Regions from separate parts of the Mus musculus genome. Here region 2 is linked to region 1. A link is a loop called in an ENCODE intact Hi-C map of the cell type or tissue named here. Cell type or tissue: heart. All regions are shown on one strand.

Region 1 (2,500 bases):
CCCCCCCCACCCCTCCACCTCCCCACACACCTCCACGCCCCCCCCACCCCACCCCCCGCTGCTGAGATTACAAGCCAACCCTCCATTCCTGGCTTTTAACACCTGCTCCCGCAACACATGTGAGTTATACAGGTTGATCTCAGGTGAGGGATTTTTTTTTTGCCACTGAGAATCTCCCCAGCCCTTTTCAATCAATGTGTTTATCTCCACTAGATTCTCTTCACCACTTAAGCCCATGCAATGTGCCTTAAAAGTTTCTTTTCCGTGAGCAAATTCTTTGAAATTCCCTTCATATCTAAGCTTAGTTAGAGATTCGGTAGCTTTAACACCTCAAATCATAAATATAGGAAAGTTTCAAGCCCGGGGACAAAAGGCTGAGGTGCCTATTTAACATATCAAAGAGGACCTGGCTGCTCTGTTCTCCTGGTAGCCCTCAACCTCTACCTGTTACCATAGCCAGCCCCCTACCCAAAACTCTCCAGCTCAAGGGGTGGGCTGTGCTTTCCTATATAATCCAGACATTTTAGTTTCTAGCTCGGTGTACCTTTGGGCCTTCTAGCTGCTGCACCTGGTTCCCCTCTCTCCCCTCTCTCCCTTCACCTCCCGCGCCCCCTCCCCGCACTCTCCTCCCTCAGGTGGCTCAGGGTCATGTCCACTCTGGACTCACTCAGATGTCCCTGCTCTACGCTCTTCCTTTTATCTGTAAGAAACTTTAGCCGTATCTAGGAGCAGTTATGTGATAGCTAATATACATTTTAAGTTATTCTTGAAAACACATTCATGATTATTTGTGTGATTGAGGGTTGAGGGTTGAGGGTTTTTTATTTTGTTTTTGTTTGGTGAAGTGAGATCAATTCTTAGCTCAATATACCTTTGCCATTGATAGCGTTGACATAGGAGTGTCACTTGAGGAATCCTCTCTGTTGGATTGACCTGTGGGTCTTGCCTAGGGAGGTGGCGGCCGCGGGGGTGGCGTTGTATTAAGAAAGTAGCTGATAAAGCAACGGGGAGCTAAGTCAGTAAGCAGCGTCCTGCTTTAACCTCCGTCAATGATGAACTGTAAAGACTAAAATGAAATAAGCCCTTTCCTCTCCGAGTTGGTTACAGTCCGTGTTTATCTCAGCAACAGAGACTAGAAAGGGCAGGCAAACTATTATCTTTACTTTGGACCTTTTAGCTTTACTATCTGAGGACCTCTAGGTGAGGATGTGTGTAAAGGGCTTATATACTAAATCCTGTCGATATTTCTTGGTCTTTTTCTCTTCAAACGAGCCTTCTGAATGGTCTCACTATTGAGAGATGCTTTTTAAAACGGTAGAGGACGTGTCCATTCACCCCTAAATGATGCACAGCTCGTTTTTTGCTTTCTTCTTCCATGACTTTTGGTCTCCCTGAGATCCCGGCCGAGACTACATTTCCCAGCAGGCCGTGCTCAGACCTACGGGTGCCCGCATGGGACTGAGGAACTTTGGGGGCGGCACAGTAGCAGGACAGGCTGCTGACGGGCCGGCGCTTCGCGGTTTGAATGGCTGCGGGCCCGGGCCCTGAGCGCATCTGAAGAGCCGCGGCCTCGGGGTGCGCCATGGCATCTGGAGGCAACCAGTCGCCACCGCCTCCTCCAGCTGCTGCAGCCAGCTCGGAGGAAGAGGAGGAGGATGGCGACGCCGCGGATCGCGCGCAGCCCGCGGGGTCCCCGAGCCATCAGATCCAGCAGCGGTTCGAGGAGCTGTGCAGCCGCCTCAACATGGACGAGGCGGCGCGCGCCGAGGCCTGGAGCAGCTACCGCAGCATGAGCGAGAGCTACACGCTGGAGGTGCGTGCTCAGATCCTCCGTGGAGATCGGGGACTCGGGGTGGCCCTAGGATCACTTGGTCGTTTGCCCCGCACCATTGCCTCCCCCTGGCTTTGCGGCCGTCAGAGGAAACTCATTAAGTTTCAGGCTTGCTTACGTGTGAGAATGGCTTAGGATTTATTGTCCCCCACCCCCCGGGCAGATGAAAAGCGGGTGTAGACACACAACATTTGTTGCTGAACTTGGGCACTCTTTTTGGCTGTCATCCAGGTGTAGGCTTGTTATGTTCCGTTCTTGGGACGGGGCTTTGCAGTTGACGAAAATGGCTATTCGGGCTAGTGCCTGTCAACTCTGCAGGCACCTCCCCTGTATGGGCCAATGGGAAGTGACACGGAAGTCCGGATTGTTTTTCAGCTGCCTGTGCGTATGACCCTTTGATTTTATATATGGAAGCTTATCGAAGTAGCAGAGCAAAGAGGCCCCCGACCCGAAGGCTAAGCAAGGTGTTATTTAACTATGATATGGATGTACTTGTGCCATTCTTCTGAGTCGGTTTATTTCTATTTTTTTAAAAATCGACACACATCGAATTCCCCTCTCTCCATTTGTTACACTCACAAAAAAAAGAAACATGGCAGCTTTAGACCTGTGTCTGAGTGACTCTGGACAAGTTTTTAACCACAGTGAAACTCAGTTATGTTGTGTGAG
Region 2 (2,500 bases), 65 kb after region 1:
AGACTTCCTGCTCCTCTGACTCTTAAAAAAAAAAAATGATTGCATGCATTTACACAGCTGAGCGAAGTCTGCATCTTCACCTATGCGACAGTGAGTATACCGCAGAGGGCCAATGAGACCTAGCTACCATCGTTCTTCTGTGACACAGAGCTAACTAATGTTATCACCCCAAAAAGGGTTTACGAAATTCCACATTAAGAGGCCACCAGACAGGACCGAGGAAAAGTAAACAGCCCGGGCCTCCGACAGCCCGGCTGGCTGGGCAGCTAGCTGGGCCGGGCACCCTGGCCCGGGGCACAATCCCATTTCGGAGCACGTAGAGAATCTGGACAAACCTGTCCCGAGGTGATGTAAGGCTGGTGCCCGGCCCTAGCCTGGAAGCGAGTTGGAGGCTGGCTGGGCCCGCTAGTCTGCAGCCGAGGCCGAGAGCCTGGGGCTTCATGTCAGCCCCTCGCCAGACAGACGGGACCCAGCGCAGGAGGGGCAGACCAAGCGGAGCAGAGCGCCACCAACCCTGCCGCCCTCTTCCTCGGGTGCAGCAGGTGCCTGCAGCGCACAGGTGCGGCCCCGCCCCCGTGTCCCCGCGCGGCCGCCGTCGCCCCGGTCCCTAGCGCACCCCAGGGAACCGAACGCCGGGCCGCGGACACAAACCCTCTGTCCTGACGACTCGGTAGCCACCAGCCCAGAGGTGAGACGCTTACCTGGATGCCCTCGGTGCGGAGCGCTGGGGGCCGAGCGCCACCGCGGGCCAACAGCATCTCCGGCTGTCCTGCAGCCCGGCCCCTGCCGCTCCTCTCCCGCAGAGCCCCGCCCCGCCCTGCCCTCAGCGGGACACGCCCTGGACACGCCCTAGACTGGGCGCTTCCGCTCGGATACCCATGCCGAATGGCTCTCTCTCGCCGTCCATCAAAAACGTACTTCCGGGAGGTGTTGGGGCTTGGAGCTCCGTCCTGCCAATCAAGTTAGCGCCGCTCGGGTGGGGCCGCGCTCGTACCTCCCCCTTACGTAACAGCGCCCAGGGACGAGCTGTCAGTCAAAGAAGCTTCAATCCCTGGGGAGGCTGGGACGAGAAACAAACAGGCACCAGGCCGCCATTGGACGTGGCGTGTGTCAGTCACCATGGATACCCACCCAGAGGTTTATGCGGCAGCCACTATAGCCAGTCTCCGGCAGTGATTGCTGCTAGCTCTTGGCTCCGCCAAGCGTCAGCCGGTATCCAGGCCTGGACTCTGAGCCACTGGCTGGAGAGGGAGGTCTGCAGCTCCCTGGTGGGAGTGATGGGATTTATTAATCAACTTGCTTAGGAGACAATAAGTGACACAGAGTAGAATTTAGCTGAGGTAGTGCTACCTTTACAATAAATCCAAAGTTATCAGGCTTGTTAGAAAGAATTCTGTAAATGTTTCTTCCCGGGGATTGATGTGCATTAGGTTCCATTCCCATAACCAAAAAAAAGACAACCCTGATTTACAACCAGCCATTAAACACATTAGCGTATCAAAGAACGTGTCTCTAACGGATACAAGCATCCTGAAGTTCTGGCCTGACATAAAGCCCCGTTTCTCTGGAGAAAAGCATAATTCTGCCCAGTGGCCAAGATGACCCTCTGTAACGACTATTATCGAACAACACTGATGTACTTAAGAAATAATTCTGGCGCCGGGCAGTGGTGGCGCGCACGCCTTTAATCCCAGCACTTGGTAGGCAGTGGTAGGCAGATTTCCGAGTTCTAGGCCAGCCTGGTCTACAGAGTTCCAGGACAGCCAGGGCTACACAGAAAAACCCTGTCTTGAACCCCCCCCCCCAAAAAAAAAAAAAAAGAAGGAAGGAAGGAAGGAAGGAAGGAAGGAAGGAAGGAAGGAAGGAAGGAAGGAAGAAATCTGGCAATATTTGGCTGTGTAAATCTTAAATGGCCAGACTTGCAGCCTACAGTCTCTGTTTCTACTGTGGCCTGCATCCCTTAGTCCCTACTTGTTACAAGATATGTCTGGCCCCTACTCTAATTTTTCCCCGCCCGGGAAACATGCTGCCTTTCTCCCTAGAAGCCCTTCCCCATGTAACTCAGCCATTTTGGTTACCTGCTCCTTTCAGTTTACCCCTTACTCTCTTAGCCAGTCTCTTAGACCAAGCTGCCTCTCTTGGTTGGCAGCTCCCCTTCTAGCTCTCTGTTTCCACATCTCCTCAGGTGGCGCAGCTCAGTCTGGGGATGTTCACTCTCCCAGATGTCTCTGCCTCTGTCTCTGCACCCCCTTTTATCTGCCATAAACTTTGTCCTTCACCATACCTAACAGCAGTCGCTTCCTTTCCTTTTTTGTCATTCAAGAGGCAGGGCGTCAGGGGAGCTTGCCTCTAGTCAGCCCCTCCACAGATCTGTCAGGGGCTTGAGAACCAGGGAACCGGTGTCACAAAGGTCTCTAGCACCGAAGTTGGAGGCCCTCTCCCATGGCGGCGTGTAGCCCGCTCCCACCTAGTTCTTGCGTGTCGCTCTCACTTTGACCTG

Evidence for each region. A loop is a pair of places that touch in the nucleus more often than their neighbours do. Peaks named below come from ENCODE experiments on the same cell type or tissue, not always from the same donor. Only the 100,000 strongest peaks of a DNase experiment are listed, where the experiment ranks them.
Region 2: it touches region 1 in a loop (9-fold over the local background); 5 of 42 quality-filtered maps call a loop at or near these places.

What each region holds. Positions count from the first base shown.
Region 1 is chr8:91,068,594-91,071,093 of GRCm38, forward strand. It overlaps Rbl2 (RB transcriptional corepressor like 2), which reads left to right and starts at 1,464. Exons shown (of 22, transcript NM_011250.4): 1 at 1,464-1,813. The coding sequence starts at 1,583. In heart, no CTCF peak of the experiment used is centred here; DNase peaks (open chromatin) are centred at 1,458 and 2,128; H3K4me3 peaks cover 2,058 bases; H3K27ac peaks cover 1,609 bases.
Region 2 is chr8:91,133,199-91,135,698 of GRCm38, forward strand. Aktip (thymoma viral proto-oncogene 1 interacting protein) reads right to left here and starts at 829. Exons shown (of 10, transcript NM_001302266.1): 1 at 702-829. In heart, a CTCF peak has its summit at 1,194; DNase peaks (open chromatin) are centred at 1,003 and 1,653; H3K4me3 peaks cover 1,566 bases; H3K27ac peaks cover 1,366 bases.